Regions from separate parts of the Mus musculus genome. Here region 2 is linked to region 1. A link is a loop called in an ENCODE intact Hi-C map of the cell type or tissue named here. Cell type or tissue: left cerebral cortex. All regions are shown on one strand. Links, peaks and the distances in the headings refer to the core of each region. The heading gives the core; the rest is flanking DNA.

What was found. Peaks named below come from ENCODE experiments on the same cell type or tissue, not always from the same donor. Only the 100,000 strongest peaks of a DNase experiment are listed, where the experiment ranks them.
Region 2: it touches region 1 in a loop (5-fold over the local background); 19 of 42 quality-filtered maps call a loop at or near these places.

The regions. Positions count from the first base shown.
Region 1 is chr2:132,573,639-132,582,562 of GRCm38, forward strand. It overlaps Gpcpd1 (glycerophosphocholine phosphodiesterase 1), which reads right to left and starts at 4,610. Exons shown (of 20, transcript NM_028802.3): 1 at 4,430-4,610. In left cerebral cortex, for the core only: CTCF peaks have their summits at 2,346 and 4,507; DNase peaks (open chromatin) are centred at 2,369, 3,236, 4,127, 4,615 and 1 more place; H3K4me3 peaks cover 4,603 bases; H3K27ac peaks cover 4,144 bases.
Region 2 is chr2:132,682,509-132,691,432 of GRCm38, forward strand. Shld1 (shieldin complex subunit 1) reads left to right here and starts at 4,423. Exons shown (of 3, transcript NM_001358260.1): 1 at 4,423-4,473. In left cerebral cortex, for the core only: CTCF peaks have their summits at 1,684 (motif pointing left) and 4,468; DNase peaks (open chromatin) are centred at 4,419, 5,114, 6,298, 6,701 and 2 more places; H3K4me3 peaks cover 1,248 bases; H3K27ac peaks cover 4,901 bases.

The DNA of each region.
Region 1 (8,924 bases), core at 358-8,357:
AATATATAATGTAACTGGCTACCCACACAAATCCTCTCAAAATTTAGTCTTCTCAGTTTTATAGGACCAGCATATTAAAATTCTTTAAATTTAGTCTCAACTACAAACTATTACAAAAAACTTGACCTGATGTTCTTATGGCCACAGCATTCTTTCTAGTTATCAATATCATTCAAAAATCACACAGCTGCTCTGGCTTCTACTCTCTTCTGACACATGAAGGAAAACATTCGTCTTCACTTTGCAGATTTTCAGAAATCCACACTTCTTAACACTGAAATCCTTTGCCTTTTTAGTCATATTTTCTAATTTTTCTTCCCTACCTTCAGACTTAGCCAAATATATTTACCACAACCTACCTTAAATAACTAAGAGATGACAGGAAATTACTTTTAAAATACATATATAGGCACAGACACATATATTTCAAGATAGTTACTAAGTCTAAACTAAGAACACATTCTTTATACTGTGATACATTTTTATATAACTACTCAAATAATTATCCAAAAAAAAAAAAAAAAAAAAAAAAAAAAAAACCCTTTGTGCAGGAATGTCCGGGCTCTAAAAGAATACCAATCACACTTTTATTCAGCATCATGCCCCCTTAATTTACCAGCTACATTTCATTTTATTTATGAATACGGATGATAGAATCTAGTGGGCAGAGGCCAATGGTATTGCTAACATCATATGGTGACTGAGGAGTCCCCCATAAATAATTGGTCTGAGGTTCAAAAACCTGATCTATAACACCTAGAGAAGGCTGGTAAGTAATGCTTAATACCTACTAACTATGGAGCCACTGTCACATGTACATCAATTAGAAGATGTAATAGTGAAATGTTATTTTATAAATGTGTAAAATGCTGAATGTTGTTTTATAAATGTACAGTATCATATTTACATATATGTAAAACAAAATTAATAATGTCATATAATGTTTCATTTGGACAAACAGTATCGTATATGGCAACTCTACCGTTTTTGGTTAAAAACTCCAAGACTGTACAAGAAAAAAAAAACGTGTTCATGAGCAAAATAATTTATTTATAAGATACCTTATTTGATTTTGTGTCTAAGAGTAAGCAAGATCTATTCATGTGTATACATCCTGTGGTTGTTCTAGAATTGTTAAAAAAAAATCTTATATAAAAGTTGTAGATTAAGCCGGGCGTGGTGGCGCATGTCTTTAATCCCAGCACTCGGGAGGCAGAGGCAGGTGGATTTCTGAGCTCGAGGCCAGCCTGGTCTACAAAGTGAGTTCCAGGACAGCCAGGGCTATACAGAGAAACCCTGTCTTGAAAAAAAAAAAAAGTTGTAGATTATCTGAATATTCAATAGTTCTTTTAGAATAGCTGACAAAACCCTGAGCATACAAGCACTTTCTAATGAGTAAAATGGTTCATTGAGATACTGCAACCTTCCATTTAACAGACCCAAATCTAACCAAAAAAGCTTTAAAGTTACTGAATGAATTTAAATGTTGTTTTGTTTCTTGAGACAGGGTTTCTCTTTGTAGCCCTGGCTGAATCTATAGACCAAGCTAGTCTCAAACTCAGAGATCTGCTTGCGTTAGCCTCTGAGATTAGAGGTGCCCACCACTACTATCCAGCACACTGAAATAATTTTAAGAGACAGACTAAACCCATAACTCAGCAACTGACTGAATAACCAACTTCAATTTCTCTTTGTGTTTTAAGAGAGAAAAGGGGAAAGGGAGGGAGGACCAAGGTACACACATGACGGTCAGAGGCAACTTGCAGGAGTTGGTTCTCTCCTCCCATGAACGGTCCTGGGGATCACACAGGCTCTCAGCAGTGAGGCCCTCAGGCCTCTCAGCAAGCTTCCTTTTCTGGTGAGTCTAACCAGCCTATAAATCTTACACTGTAATCTGAACTTTCACCCAGTGTTTACAATTCTAAACTAAGGTCAAGCTCATCTACAAGACTTCAGAATTGGTATTCAGCTAACTACTCGTTGGCTATAACCAATTCAATCAAATGTAAGTGATGTCACATGTAATTATTTCCATGTACTCACACTAACAGTGAGTACAAATTTAGCTCTAAACATCTACTTCATTAGACAACCAGGAACAGTCTGGATATTTAATAAAAGAGAAAACAGCCAAGTTTTCTATCTCTACAGTTGCGAGATCGCGCTGACAACTCAGCAGTAACAGCTGCAGCTGGTGCACTACACAGAGACAAACACATGGAAACACAGAACAGTCCAGGAGACAAGTGCCATCGTCCACTTGAATTGTCAAAAGTCAGCAATCTAGTTCAATTCTCACCCCTCAAAAACTGTAGCACCATACCAAGCAAACCTGGGAAGGCGCTGTGCTGGCAGCTCACTTGACCATGGACAGAGGCCAAAATTTTGGTGCAGGACAGCTTCAGCACCCAACCGCCTCCAAAACAGCAGTAACAGTGTTTTAGAAAGTACCTGTTCTACTGAGGATCTCAAAGTTTACATCTACCTTTATTCTTCTGCTAAACAAACAAAAATATCCCAACTTGGATGAAGGAGGTCTTTCAGATACACATAAAAGGTAAGAGTAAAAACTGCTAGTAACTGCACACCCGGCTGAGACAGATAACCAGCTCACCTACCGCCTCACTACGGAGTTTGTTGTTTTGGCTTTGGTAATTCCTTTCCCAATGCAATTCCCAATTTGTACTACCTAAAGATATATACTACACAGCACGTTTAGGTAAATTTGAGCTGTTAATTTAATTTGCTTACTTATTTTTGAGGCTGGATCTCACTTCAACGCCCTGGCTGTTTTTTTGGTTTTTTTTGTTTTTTGTTTTTTTGTTTAAAAAAAAAGTGTGCATTGCAGCCTGTGTCTGGCCCATTTGAAGTTTGTTAAAAGACTCAAGGAGTTTTTAAATGTCACCCACCATAACTTACTGACATCAAAACTTTTCACAGTTCCTCCTGACAAAAAAGTTTATTCTTTTTTGCTGAATGTTTTCAACTGTGGACCTAGCTAGTTTCAGACCTAGCTGGTTTATCAGCTTGAGAAACATACTGGAAATTTAAGCTAACCCCAAAGGGACAGAAACATTTAGCTTACAGCTGAACTGAAAGTGGGTATTTTTAGCTAAAGCACATATTTCTGGCCAAAAAAGAACATCTGTGTTTTCCTTTAAAACTTTTCAAAGAAAAAAAAAGCTGTTTCTAATTCTCCTCGATTCTAGCAGATTCTCAGAATATCCTATAATTAAGAAGCAGGTTAAGTGACCACACTGATGTCTGCCCGTGTTAGTGGGGGGATCACTATGGCCCCATTTCTCAGACCTCCATATACTTTCAGCTAATATTTTAATCAAACATATGCAGACAAGAATGGGTTTTTCATTAAGCAAAGGCATTAGCCTTTGGACAGTCCTTAAGCCAAATTAACATCTCATCATCTTTAGACATGCAGTGGGATTTTTTACAAATGCTTTTCATTTCGTGTTGATATCATTTTCATATGCATTTATTACACGTTTTTATTATATACAAATAGTTGACTCACCCACCAACTTTTTATACACACCAAATATTATTCAGTTTTCTTGTGTTTACCAGTTCTCCGGGTGCAAATTTCCTGTATCTCTCTTTACAGATTTAAATTTTGTTTAGAACACTGATTTCCCCTAGTATGTAAGCCACTGCATGGGGTTTACCAGTTTTATTTTGTGCTGTGTGTTTCTAGAACACTGAGCAATTTGGGAGAGAGGGGAGGCTGACAGCTTGTATTTATTCTTTTCCTTATTGTGTTAGAAATGTAGCAGGCAGCAGCTTGAAGGGCAGAGTTAAGTGGGCAGGAGACCCAGAGTGGCAGGGGACAGGAGTATAAGAGGGGACTCTAGACCCGACCATGCTTGCTGCTTGCAGAGTCAGAGAATCGCTAGAAACCGGCAAACTCCAGGCTTCCAAGCCCTCGGGCTTCTGGCCGGACCCGGCAGATGAAGCAGCACGGGGCAGCCACTGCCTCCAAGCCGGCGACGCCAAGGGGACCGCAGCCCTAAAACGTCACCGAGGGCACGGACGAGGAGCTACACAAAGCCCTGGGTTCCCCCCGCCCGGCTGTACTGTCACCCGGAGTTTCTTTCGCGGGCACTAATTTCTAGGCACTTTGGGGAAAGAAGCAGCTGTCAAAACCGCGCGAGTCACCAGTGCGGGCGCGAGGTGACTGAGGGGGCGCGGAGGAAGGGAGGCACCGAGGGCTTGGGCTCCAGCTCCGCCGTTTTCTTTGTTCCCCTATTCTCCGCCCGGGATTTCCGTGGCTGTCCTGGGTCACGCCGCTCAGTGGGACCGCAGCCGCGCGTGGCAGCCGGGGTTCCAGCCGCACCGCGGCTCCGGAACACCAGGCCGCCCGCCCGCCCGCCCCTCCGCGTGAGCGCCCGCCCGCACCGCCGGCCCCCCTCACCTGCCGCTCCGGGCCGCGCCGAGAGCCTGGGCCGCGGCCGACGGAGCCGAGCGTCAGCGCCTCGCCAGCGCTCCCTTAGGTGGCCCGAGGAAGCAAGGAGCCCAGTTACAGCCGCCTCTCAAACCGGTTTCAGCTGCCCTAGACTAAACTGCCAGCCCACCCCGCGGGGCGGGGTCGAAGGGCGGCGGGGCGGGGCCTGACGTCACGCCCGGTCCGGTCCTGGCCAATCGGCGGCCGCGCGCCGGGGGGCGGGCTGCGTGTTCCTGGAAGGGCTGCCCAGAGACCTGAGGTGGCCCGACAGCCTTAGCCCATCTGGCTGGGGTCAGCTGAGGTACTGAAGGTCAAGGTGGTGCGCCTGTAATCCCAGTGTTGGGGAGGTTGAGCCAGGCAAGTAGACTCGAGTTCGAGGCCAGCCAAGGCTATAAAGTGAGATCCTGTCTCAAAAAAGAGAGCTGAGGGAGCCTGATGTTTTCTGGAAACTGCATTCCTTAGGAAACAATCACAGACTAAATCCTTAAAGCTAAAACAAGGAGCTCAGAACAGCTCAGTGGATAAAGGCATTGACCACATTTGAAGATCTGAGTTCACCCACTGGAATCTACATGGTGAGAGAGACCAGACTCCTGTTGACTTCTAGAAGCCTGCTGTCACAAACCCCAAATAAATAAAATAAGTCAATAAATAAATAAAACCAAACTAGAGTTGTTCTTTGCTTTCTAAAACTACCCTTCCTCTTCTTCCTCCTCCTCCCCTCTCTCCTCTTCCTCTTCCTCCTCTTCTATCTCTGTGTGTGCCTCCAACCCTAAATCAGCCCAAGATCAACCACTAGGTAACTTCTAACACAACATTATGTAATCGGGTTTCACTTCAATTGAGATAGTGAGCATCAAGCAGAATCACCTTTTCGTATTGAAGGTCCACTGCTCTACATCTGCTAATTGCTCGCTGTGACTTCATTTCTCTGCTGTTAGTCATACTTAAGTGGTGTTTTTCAAGAGTCTACTTCCTTTGAATGTTTTTAGTATATCTCATCATTTAGTCAAACTACCATTTGTGCAATATTTATGGTTCGGGATGGTAGATCTAACTCATGCCCCTCCCTAAATCCTCTTAAAATATCAAAAGATCTGCACCTGATACAGATCTGTAATCCTAGAATCTCAGAGGTTAAATCAAGGTTGATATGAGTTGGAGGCTTGCCTGCCTGCGTAATGGGTACTAGACCAGCAACAGCTTACATTACAAGACATTGTCTCAAAACAACAATAAAAGTATGGTTGACCCAACGTATCCTTGAGTTCCACATTGGCAGATTCAAGCAATCACAGGCGAGAAATGGGGGGAAAAATGTATTCGTATTAACATATAAACGAGGGGGAGAGGGATTTAAAAATAAAGGCATATGCTGGGTGGGAAAGATAGCTCAGTAGTTAAGAGTGCTTATTCTTGCAGAAGACCTGGAATTGGTTCCCAGCACCCACATGGCAGCTCACAACTTTCCATAATTTCAGTGTAGGGACTTCAATGTCCTGTTCTGTCCCCGAAGGGCACCAGTCCCATATGTGGTGCATACATACATACACATACATACATACCACACATACATACAAAATAAACTTAAAATAACCCCTAAAGTAAGGGGTATGCATTGCTTATATGAAGATAGTATATTAATCATATAAGAAACCTGAACATTTTGGAATCCTAGTTGAGCTCTGTAACCAACCCCCTACAGATTCTGGGAGATAACTTGAATCCACACTTGAAGGATGGCCTATGGCCAGAAACAGAGGTTTCTACAAGATAACTAGCTAGTAACAAGAGATGATTTACAAAGAAACCTGAATCCATGAAAGTCGAAAAGGGAAGTGTTTACTGTGCATGCCTAGAAACTCTGAGAGCAACCCCTCTATCAGTCGTGGGACTGGTTCTGCCACCACAGCTCCTAAAGGAGGGCTGGGCAAGCCGTGTGTCCCCTCCTCTGGCTCCTGCTCTGTACATGGGATGTTATGGGATGTTATGGTTCCTCGAACATATCGTTAATGAGGTTAATCTGAGAACTAACTTTATTATTACCAGAAGGGCACTGAGTATTTTAAACTTCACAGAAACCCTTAGCATGTGCCATCTCACTGGATTCTGAGACGTATTCTTGGTTGTCTGGGATAAGCACACGATCTCATTTTCTAAGTTTTTAAATGTGTTCATGGGAAAGGTTCCCAGTCTAAGAGCTCAGCCTAGATGTGTGTTCTGCCCGTTACTGCCTGTGACATTATGAATATAAATCTTCAGCAAATGACTCGTTACTACTAATGGACTTTGACAGAGAATTCCAGGGAGCCCACTTACTTTCTGAATTTTAAATTTCCAAGAGGTAAAGTTAGGCTGTTTGATGCTAAAACTGCTCCAGTTCCGGTTTACTGAAATTAGTTTTATTTGATTCAATTTCTCATATGCATTTTAACACAATTACTTAGCAGATGGTGCTTTTTAGGAAACAGCCCACTGGTTATCGCTCCCACCATTGCATATTGCTTTGTGGCCACGATGTTGCTGGATTTAATATTACAAGTCTGAACTTTTGTTACAAATAATGTTTCTTTGGAGGAGGGCGTGTAGCTTTTTTTTTTTTTCTCCCTTGGTAGTTGTAGCTATTATCAGCTTTGTTTCCTGCACATTTTTTCCTTAGAAGTACTATGGCTTAGATGAAAGGCCGATACGTGTCTTGTGTCCCACATTCTACTCTAGCTTCACCATCAGCATCTTTACCATTCTCGGTGATATCAGTTGTGTGGTTTGTATACCTTGTGGTAGCCCAAAGAGTCCTAAATCATAGCCTGGACTCTGTCGTGCACCATGTAGGTCACAGCCTCCTGAACTTCCACTTATGACCTCTCTCTACTTGAAAGCTTTACAAGGCCTTGAGTATATCGCTCTAGAAAAAAAAACGTGAGCACGTTCTGCCAACGTGTAGGGAGGTGAGGCGTCCTGCCGCATACTCCCACTAACCACAGAGCCACCCGCCCATGACTTTCCTCTAGGAAGGTCTGTATCCCCTTAAACTGTGAGCCACAATAAGTCCCTCCCTCCTAAATAAAATAAGATAGATATACAAATCAAATATTTATCAAAGTAACCCTTTGGTATTCATATAGTTTTACTATTTATTCAAGACAAATGAAAATTTATTTTTACACAGATTTAATCTCGAGCTGAGTATACTTTAATGCTTTTAATCCCAGCATCCCAGAGGCAGGAGGATCTTTGTACATTTGAAGCCAGCCTGGCCTACATAGAAAATTCCAGGATAGTCAGGACTATATTTAAAAAAAACAAACTCAAAGAATTCAATCTTGGCCAGGCCTGATAGCACAATCCTAGCTACTTGGGAGGTTGAGGCAGGAGGATGACTGGTTTAAGGCCTGCCAGGGCTGTAAAATAAGTTCAGGACCAGCTTGAGCAAGTCCTTGTCTCTAAAGACTTCAGGAGACCCAGCTTAGTGGTGGAGTGCTTTCCTGACACATGCAAAAGCTTTAGGTTCAACTCCCAGTACCACAAATAAATAGCTAAAGGGAGGCTTGGCTGATTCTGAAACCATGGGATATAGAGTACCTTAACATTTCTCAGAGTTTATTGATATTTTAATTTTATAATTGCCAATCTGAGAATATTTTTCTTTGCATGTATATATGTGTGCTGTGTGTGATATGTGGGGGGGAGGGGGAGAGCGTATCATAGCACATGTGTTATGTCTCTCTGCTACTAAACTGTGTACTCCAGGCTAGCTGACCATAAACTTCTCTGCTATTTTCCTTTTGCCTCCTGCCTCTCCTAAGGAGTACTAGGAATACAGATGCTGACTACCCATCTGGTTTTAACAAAACAAAGATAAAACATCAATATCTCATCAAGGTTGCCAGGCTTGTGCAAGTCCATGGACCTACCAGCCCCAGTCCCAATATGATTAGATTGGTGGGACACTCCTGTAAGCCCAGGTCATGGCCAAAGATCAGAAATTCAAGGCCATTACTGGCTACAAAGGTGTTATAGGAGATCTTGTCTCAGAAAAAAAAAAGTGTTAACAGTTCAGCAACAGTGTTTGCTTCACATGCACAAGACCCTGGCTTCAACTCCCAGATCTTTTGGGGGAAACAGTTCTTAAATGATTCAACGGTTGACTAGCTATCTTTTTTTTTAATGGAAAATACTGATAACTTCCCACAAAATGAGCTACTGTTTTCAGGATATATCCTGCCTGTGAACAAAAGAACTCTTAAGAGTGCTGTTACCATGCACTGGGTTTAAATACCCAGTTGCCAACTGCAGCCTGGCGGCCAGCCAAAGCAAGCTGGGACTGGACTCGGGGAGGCAGGACTTCTTGGCAGACATGGTGCATTAATTATGTGCATGCTTTTGATGAGAAGATTAGAGGCCTTGTTTCTGCACTCTGTCTACTCCTGACTTGCAGATTCACACCCCTCCTTTATTATTTTAC
Region 2 (8,924 bases), core at 925-8,924, 110 kb after region 1:
TTATGTTTCAACTGAGAAGTATTCCCATACTATGTGTACTTTCAACTGACAAATAAAATTATATGAATACCACAATGTTTTTAAGTATATACACACTGTCCAACCTTCTGTTCCCTGTAAATACTGAAGTGCTGCCGCCTGGGTGACTTAGATGCTAGGTACCGAGAAGTCACTGGGAAATAAAACTCGAACTGCATTTGTAGATCTGCGTGTCTAGTTGGGAACGTCATGGTCTCTTCGATAGAAGTTTAAGTGCCAACTAATTATCTAATTGTACCTTTACAGTATCGTTGAAACAGCAATAATGTGTTTTCAGATTCATTATTACTTAACCCTTGGACTTTTGTGATGTTTTCTTTCCCCTTTCATCAGGATAATTTCCCAACTGACAGTAGTGGGTAGGTTCAAGTTCAACATGACACAGAGATAAAATGATTTCAAAGGACTTCAACCTGTTTTGAAAATAGTTATTTTAGTCTTTCAACTAAATGATTCTTCTCCCCCCTGCTGAAAGACATTTGGCTGAAGTCGATGGCTTACCTGACAGCAGAAATGTATTCATAAACTACAAATATAGAAGCTGGAGAGATGATTCAGTGGTCGAGACCATGTATTGCTTTGTTGGAGGACCTCAGTCCACTTCCCAGCTCCTGCATCAGGCAGCTCAGAACCACCTGTCACTCCACTTCCAGAGCACCTGAGGCTGGCTTCTGACCTCCTCGGGCACTACACTCAAACCCTTACTCACATACACATAATAAATTAAAAATGGCTAAAAATAAAATTGTAAGGGCTGGAGAGGTGGTTGGTTAAGAGCACTGACTGCTCTGCCAGAGGTCCTGAGTTCAATTCCCAGCAACCACATGGTGGCTCACAACCATCTGTAATGGGATCTGACGTCCTCTTCTGGTGTGTCTACAGTGTACTCATCATATATATATAAAATAAATAAAATCTTTTTAAAAAAAGAAAAAGAAAATTGTAAATCATACAAATACAAAATTGTGATATAAATCAGCTTACGTAGTCTTTATATAATCAATGGTAAAAGAACAGAGAATCAGGGCTAGAGAGGCGGTTGAGTTGTTTAGAGCACTGGCTGCTCTTGCTGAGGACCTAAATTTGATTCCCAGCACCCACATGGTGTCTTGTCTTACAACTACACAACTCTCATGATGTGGCCCAGGCTGTCCTGCAACTCACAATGCTCCTGCTTCAGTCTTCTAAATGTGGGGTTATAGGCACACACCACCACACTTAATTAACGTGCTGTGTTTTGCTGATTAAAACTTGTTTTCCCTTTTCTGTTTGGAGATGAGACGCTCCAGGCCAGACTCAAGCCACTCTCCCACTTTAGCCTTTTGAGTGTTGGGCCATGCACTGTACCCAACTTAAGATTCTGCTTTGGGGGCTGGAGAGATGGCTCAGCGGTTAAGTGCACTGACTGCTCTTCCAGAGGTCCTGAGTTCAAATCCCAGCAACCACATGGTGGCTCACAAACATCTGTAATGGGATCCAGATGCCCTCTTCTGGTGTGTCTGAAGACAGCTACAGTGTATTTACATATAATAAATAAATCTTAAAAAAAAAAAAAGATTCTGCTGGCTCAGCAGTTAAGAGCACTGACTGCTCTTCCAGAGGTCCTGAGTTCAATTCCTAGCAACCACATGGTGACTCACAACCACCTGTAGGTAGTGGGCATCTGATGCCACCTTCTGGTGTGTCTGAAAACAGTGACAGTATACATGAAATAAATAAATCAAAAAAAAAAAAAAAAAAGCCAGACGAATGCCTTTAATCTCAGTACTTGAGAGGCAGAGGCAGGTGGATTTCTAAGTTCGAGGCTAGCCTGGTCTACAGAGTGAGTTCCAGGACAGCCAAGGCTACACAGAGAAACCCTGCCTCAAACAAACAAACAAATAAACAAACAAACAGCTTCTGCTTCGATGGCTGCTTCAGCCCAGAACATGATGAAAGAGGATGGTTAGGAGCAGGCTACAGGCCAGACAAAGTTATTACGGTCTCAGACGTTTGCTCCAGGAAGCTCCATAGGAAAAACAACCTTCATCATGGAAAAAACTGACACCAAAACACAGGAGCGGTAAAGCAGACCCACACACTGTTTACCAAATGAATGAGATAACAGGCAAATGGCAAAGTCTCTGCTTCACTGATAACAGGTGGTAAAGCCAAGTTTGGGTGTCATTGTTGAGTCAGGTGTGGGTGGGGAACGAGAGATACTGAGAGCAGGGAGGGGGCGAGAGGGGGAGGGCCTCACCCATTCCTGACCACAGCAGCACACCAACCTGGCTCACTGAACTGGGATCTGGATGGAAGTATGCAAAACATACTTGTCCTTGCCCTTCAGAGAGCTACTGCATAGTGGGAAAAGAAGGAAGAGCAAAAGGATTTAAAGAGATAAGTGGAAAGCGAGGTCTCTTGGAAGGAACAGTCAACGCCTATTTGACAAGTCAGGGGAGGTTCTGGCAGGGAGAACTCTCTAAAGCTGATATCTGAATATTATAAGGACCAGAAAGTAGAAAAAACTGTTCCTAAGGAATGAAGCTGTGAGGAAGGAAAACTCAGGGCAAGAAAGAACAAGCAATGAAACCAGTGTGGAGGAGGTGGAGCTGGGGAGAGATGAGGTCTTTGTCTGACATGGTAATTTGAACTTGCTTAGCCCAGGGAATGGCACTGTTAGGTGTGGCCTTGATGGAGAGGGTGTGTCACTGTTGGGGTGGGCTTTTAGACCCTCCTCCTAGCTGCCTGGAAGCTAGTCTTCTGGCAGCCTTTAGATCAAGATGTAGAACTCTCAGCTCCTTCTCTAGCACCAAGACTGCTTGCACATGACCATGACTGAACCTCTGACATTGTAAGCCAGCCCCAATTAAATGTTGTCACATATGAGAGTTGACTTGTCTCTTCACAGCAATGGAAACCCTAACTAAGACATGTGCACACACTTTCACAGTATATAGTATTGAATGGCCAAACCTCAAGCACTATTTGCTTTTATTTTATTTATTTATTTATTTATTTATTTATTTATTTGAGACAGCGTTTTACTATCTATCTATGGCTGGCCTGGAATAGATAACTATTTATTTATTTATTTATTTATTTATTTATTTATTTATTTATTTATTTATTTGAGACAGCGTTTTACTATCTATCTATGGCTGGCCTGGAATAGATAACTAGACTAGGATGGCCTTGAGTTCACAGAGAACAGCCTATTTCAGCCACTTGAGCAGTGGATTCTAAAGACATTTATCACCACAACTGGCTCAAGCACAACGCTTAAATATTTTAAAATATTTTCTGTGTGTATGCCTGGTGCCTTTGGAGGTTAGAAAAGGACAATGGGTTCTCTGGAACTGGGTTTAGAAAAGGATGTCAGCTGTCATGTAAACACTGGAAACTGAACCCAGGTCCTCTGGAAGAGCAGCCCATGTTCCTTACTGCTAAACCATCTCTCTAGCCCCTAAAGCAGTAATTTGAAAACATTCCTCTAACTTGCAGGACTCCTAATGTGTGGGGTCTCACCCAAAGGTAGGGATCTGGAGGGGCTGTAAATATACTGGACCCCTCAAGACTATGGTGGGGGAGAAAACCGTCCAATTAAACAGAATTGTTTTAGACTAGCTTTTTACAGTAGTAGGCCCAGTGGACAGAACCAAACTGGAATGGAATCTTTTGTGCTAAGTGCCACTTAAATGAACTTGAAACAAGCTTGCTTTCTCCATAGTTCTGCTCAACACAATCTCCTTTGTTTAAACCTATAAGGATAGTACCCTAGAACTTGGGCTTTTCATTCTCTTTCCATTTCTCCCATAAGAAAATATGGGACGTCTCCCCATAAGCAGATCCATGCTGCTCTAGAACTCTCCACTAGCTCTAGGCTGAGTTTGTTCTGGTTGTGTGCTTTCTTGAGAGGGGTGGAATTTGGGACCAAATTCCAGACACCGATTCACATGCTACGCCATATCCCCAGCCCCTCGAATTTTGTCTTTCAACAGTCAACCCTTTTGTTCTTTTGTGTGGTCCTGAAATTTTAGCCCGAATAGAATCCATGTAACAATATTAAATTATTCTTAATGCTGTCTGAGAGAATTTTGCTAGCCTAAAGCTCCTGATCGTCTTGCCTCACAACGTCCTCCCAAGGCCTCGGGTTCAGACTGTACTTCCAAGGCCAGTTTTCGTCTTATGTCCTTTTTAAGAGACTTTGCATGTTAACAGTTTCCCAGTTTCTTTGGAGTCGGACAAGGACACTTAGAGCAACTAAATATCCCAGATGACCGTCCTGCTGCAGGAGTTCAGGCAAATGCCCTCAGTTAAGATGGCCGCAGCTGACTTGCCTTGACCTTTTCTCGCCTCAGCAAAGACGGGTTCAACAACTTCCTTTTAAACTCTGCTTTTCCCATAACAAAGATGGAGCCAGCGCTTCCGGTTCCGGGCTCTTGCGGTCAGCCGGTGAGTGACACGGGGCTCTGAGAACCTCTGCCGGTTTTTCTGCCGTTCTGGAGGGCGGTGGGAAGGGAGCGGGGAAGCGAGGAGGGAGGGGGAGGAGCGGATGGTTTATTCCGCCGGTTTCCCTGGCACCTGCCCCGCCCCGCCCCTCCGCTCCAAGCTCCGCCCACTGCGCTCTTTTTACCTCGCTCTGGAATTAGTAGAGATCAGGATTAGTTCCAGTCAATTATTTATTTTGGTTTTGTTAAGGCTTTTATGGTTTTGGTTTGCATATATATATAGTCTCTCTACATAGCTATGGTTGTCCTGGAATTCACTATGTCGATCAGGCTGGCCTCGAACTTACAAATAGATCCTCCTTCCTATGCTGGCATTAAAGGCGTGGGCTACCAGGGGTCTATTATAATTTTAAACAGCAGTATTAGTAACTTGATGTTTCCATAAAAATCAAAAGTGTAAACTACAGTCTGTTTTGTACGTTAGCCTAATTGTGCACTTGTGATAACCCTGGACTGTTCTCATCACGCCAAGGAAAACTATTTATTGAGGAACACAGTCCAGAACCAGAGAGCTTCGCTCCGCCCACCACTTGCCCCTACCCCAGTCCTGGGCTATGACCAGAGTGCTGTCTGTCTCTAGGGTTGTTTAATTTGCATTGTATATAAACGGAATCAAAAAAGTATGTGGCTAGATTCTTGGGGCAGGGATTTGCAAAGCTTGTTTTGGGGACTTGAGAGAATTGCATTCCATGGATGACTTAACAATGCCTATCTTTATGGAATCGTATTGCATATTCTTATTTTTATGTTGAAAAGGACCTTCCTGTCTGTTTTCTGAATTTCTCCATCAATTGCCCATCAGTGTGATTCTACTTTGGGACTTACCTTTCTCTTTCACTTCTATGTCTTTGTGTCAATATTCTTGTCTTCATTCCAGGATCTCCATCACATCTGACTTGCACTATTTGTTTTGTTTTGTAGGGATAGTTTGGGCATTAGTAACATCATATTTTATTTTTTATTTTGTTATGTTTTATTTTAGTTTATTTTTAGGACAGGGTCTCACTATGTAGCTCTGGCTGGCCAGGAACTCACTATGTAGTTCAGTGGGCTCTAAACATACAGAGCTGGGCTTATGTCTGCTAGAACTAAAGGCATGGGCCACCACCCCTGCGAATAGCACCATCTTAAGATACTGGCTTCTGGTGCACGAACAAGGAAGGTCTTCCATTTCTTTAGTGCATATTTAACATCTTGTGCATATTTAATACAGCCGTGTTTCATTTCTGTGCCCTTACAAATGGAAAAGGTTCTTAATTTTTCTTTTGAGGTTGTATCACTTGTCTAAAAATACAAGTGATTTGTGTATGTGTTTGGTCTTGTATCTTGCAAACTTGTGTAAGTTGTTTATTTAAAAATTTTTTTTTGTGGCTTCCTTGAGGTTTTCTATACAAGATCATATCTGATTTTTGTTTGATTTTTGCCCTGGGGATTGAACCCAGAGTCTGGTACATGTTAGGCAAGTACTTTACCACCAAGCTGCATCCCCTGCCCCTGTGTCCTGCAAAGGGGGATAATTTTATAGCTCTCTTTCCAACCTTTCACTGCCTTTTCTTGTCTAACTGTGCTGTCTAAAACTTCCAACACAACACTGACTGGCCATAGCAAGTGGAGACGTTCTCATTTTGCTTCTGATTGCAAGATGAAAGCATTTCGCTGGCCTCATTGAGCGTTCTTACTGTGGGTTTTCGAAACCACTCTTTTTGAGGTTGCAGAAGACTATTTCTAGCTTGTTGAGTGAGTAATCGAGAAACTATATTTGTCAAAAGTCTGCTTGAGTCTGTGGTACTCATCAGTAATGTGCTGGGACACGCAGAGGGCTTGGCAGGGGCTGAGGGCTGAGGCTGTCACTCAGTAGAATTAGTAGAGTGCTCGCCTCTCATCAACAAGGCCCTGGATTTGCTCCCCAGTCCTACATAAACCAGGCACACCTTTAAGCTCAACTCAGTGGGAGGGGAAAATAGGAGAGTCAGGAGTTCAGTGCCTCCCCCATACACAGCAAGTTCAGTGTCAGCCTGAGCTACATGAAACTCTAAAACAAAACAAACCAACAAGAATGAATAACATGATTTTAAAATAAAACAGATTTGAATTTGGTGGGGGGGGGGTGGAGGTTAGTTCCATCTAGTCCTGACATACAGTCATTTCCTTCTTTTTTTGGTGTGTTTGGGGAGGGAGGGTGGCTGTGGGAAGGTGCACAGGTTTGCTGAGTCTAACCGAGCCATACCTCCAGTCTCTGGAGCCATCTCCTGTGTGTGCACTGCTAGATGCTCTGTATGTGTGTCTGTGGTACAGGACTGTGTACTTCCTGTGATGGGACTGTGGATATTGATGGGCTGCCCTTTCCCTTTGTCTTTCTTCCTTTTTCTTTCAAAAGAGGAACTATGTGAGTTCGTTTTACAGGCCTAGCAGTGTAGTTTAGTGGTAAGGAAGGCCCTTGGCTGGTGTGCCTGAGGACCTGGGTTCAATCCCCCAGTTCCCTCTGTCTCATCGTTTTCTCCTGTGCACATTCGCTGAGTCTCAGACAGTATGTTTAGGAGAACACGTGCAGCTGCTTATTTTATGGTGCAAAGGATTCAGCTTTGCAGCACGATTTTTTGTTTCCCTTTGGCACAGTGCCCAGCATGGAATTTTGGGCATTTAAGTGATTCAAAATGCAAACCAAGACTATCACATCAGGTATTCTTTTCGTTGATGACACTCAGTTTGATGTTCTAACAAGGCTCCTTTGAAGGCAAGCAGAGTATGCTGGCTCATCTATGACCTCTACACTCCCTTCCACAGGCCTCCTGCGCAGGGTTACGTAACGGAAGCAGAAGCCAGAGGTGCCATGCAGAGGTCCCTGCTGAAGCTCCAAGCTCACTGAGCTGTTAGAGCGCCTGCAGAGAGACGGGATGTTCTGGGTTTTTTTGGAAACCTTATCTTTCCACTCCTTTTAGCAGTGATCAGCTGATACCTTGGCAGATCTTCTGCCTGCGCAAGTGTCTGCAGCGTGTGACTGGGTGTCCTCAAACTAGGACCTGGCCAGACGTCAGTGTTGATTTGTTTTCTGTACTTGCTGCCTTTGCCTGATCAAGGCTATCACACTGAGGCTGCTCACTCTGAAGGCCTTCAAGCTGAGCGCATTCACTGGGAGCAGCTTCTACGGTGTAATGATAGGATTATCTGCTCCACGCACGGGGTCATTGCAGGTGAAGCACTTGGTGCAGGGGGCGAATCCACTATACTGTTGACAAATGTGATCTAGCCTCATTACACTGCTCATCTTATTCTGAAATTGCCTCGTTCATTAAACATATGTCTTTGAGATTTTTCAAGTTCTTTTATTCTTTTTTGTGTGTTCTGTCATTTCAACAACTGTATAGTATTCCTGCCTTTAAATAATGCTTTCTTCCAAACCCATTCCTCATCTTCTTTAAGTCCATTGATGACACAGCCAGCCGTGGCATCCAAGCGATCTCTTCTAGCTGCTTCCTCCTTAACTCCTTTCTCTATGCATTCACTTGTTAAGTTCTGATCTCCTTTTGTTCTTAATCTCCCCCCTTATTCTTGATTCGTAGAGTCATTCTCCGTTACCTAGACTACTGCAGGAACGAGTGTCTGTTGCTCCTGGGATTGCCTGTAGAATCCAGTACCCCACAGATTCAAGACCCAGGAAGGGAAACACTAGTGTTTTCTTGTTTGTTGGTTGGTTAGTTTTTGTTTTTAAATTTTATTTATTTTATTTTTGGTACATGGGTGTTTGAATTTGTTTTTATGTTTGCCTTCATGTGTGTCTGTGTACCATGTTCATGCAGTGCCCTCAGAGTCCAGAAGAGTGTTAGGTTCCCTGGAACTGGAGTTACAAATGGTTTCAGTTGTAAGCCACTATGTGGGTACTGGGAATTGAACCCAGGTCCTCTGGAAATATGGCCAGTGATCTTGCCTGCTGAGCCACCTCTCCAGTCCTAACTTAATTCCGAGTTTTAAGCATGAACTTTTCCAGTGCTTCATCGAGCAAGCTACCTTGGAGGACTTCAGAGTTCACCTAGAGACTTTCTGTATGTAAGATGCTGACTGAAGCCAGGCCCTGCCTCTCCTTTCCAGAGACGACAGCAGCGTAGGAGACTCCAAGGCCATGTAACTAAGACCAAACGGCTTGCTAGTCAGTGTTCAAATTATCCTTTGTTGTTGGTAGTTTGTCTGTCTGTCTGATTTTTCAGATAGGGTCTCGGATTGTAGCCGAGGCTGACTCAAACCGGCAGCAGTCCTCTGTCTCCTGAGTGCTGGGATTACAGACCTGAGCAGCTGCACCTAGCATAAGTGATCCCTGAGTGCTGGGATTACAGACCTGAGCAGCCGCACCTAGCATAAGCGATCTTTGATGCTCATTTTAAACTCCCAGTGCCCTGTGAT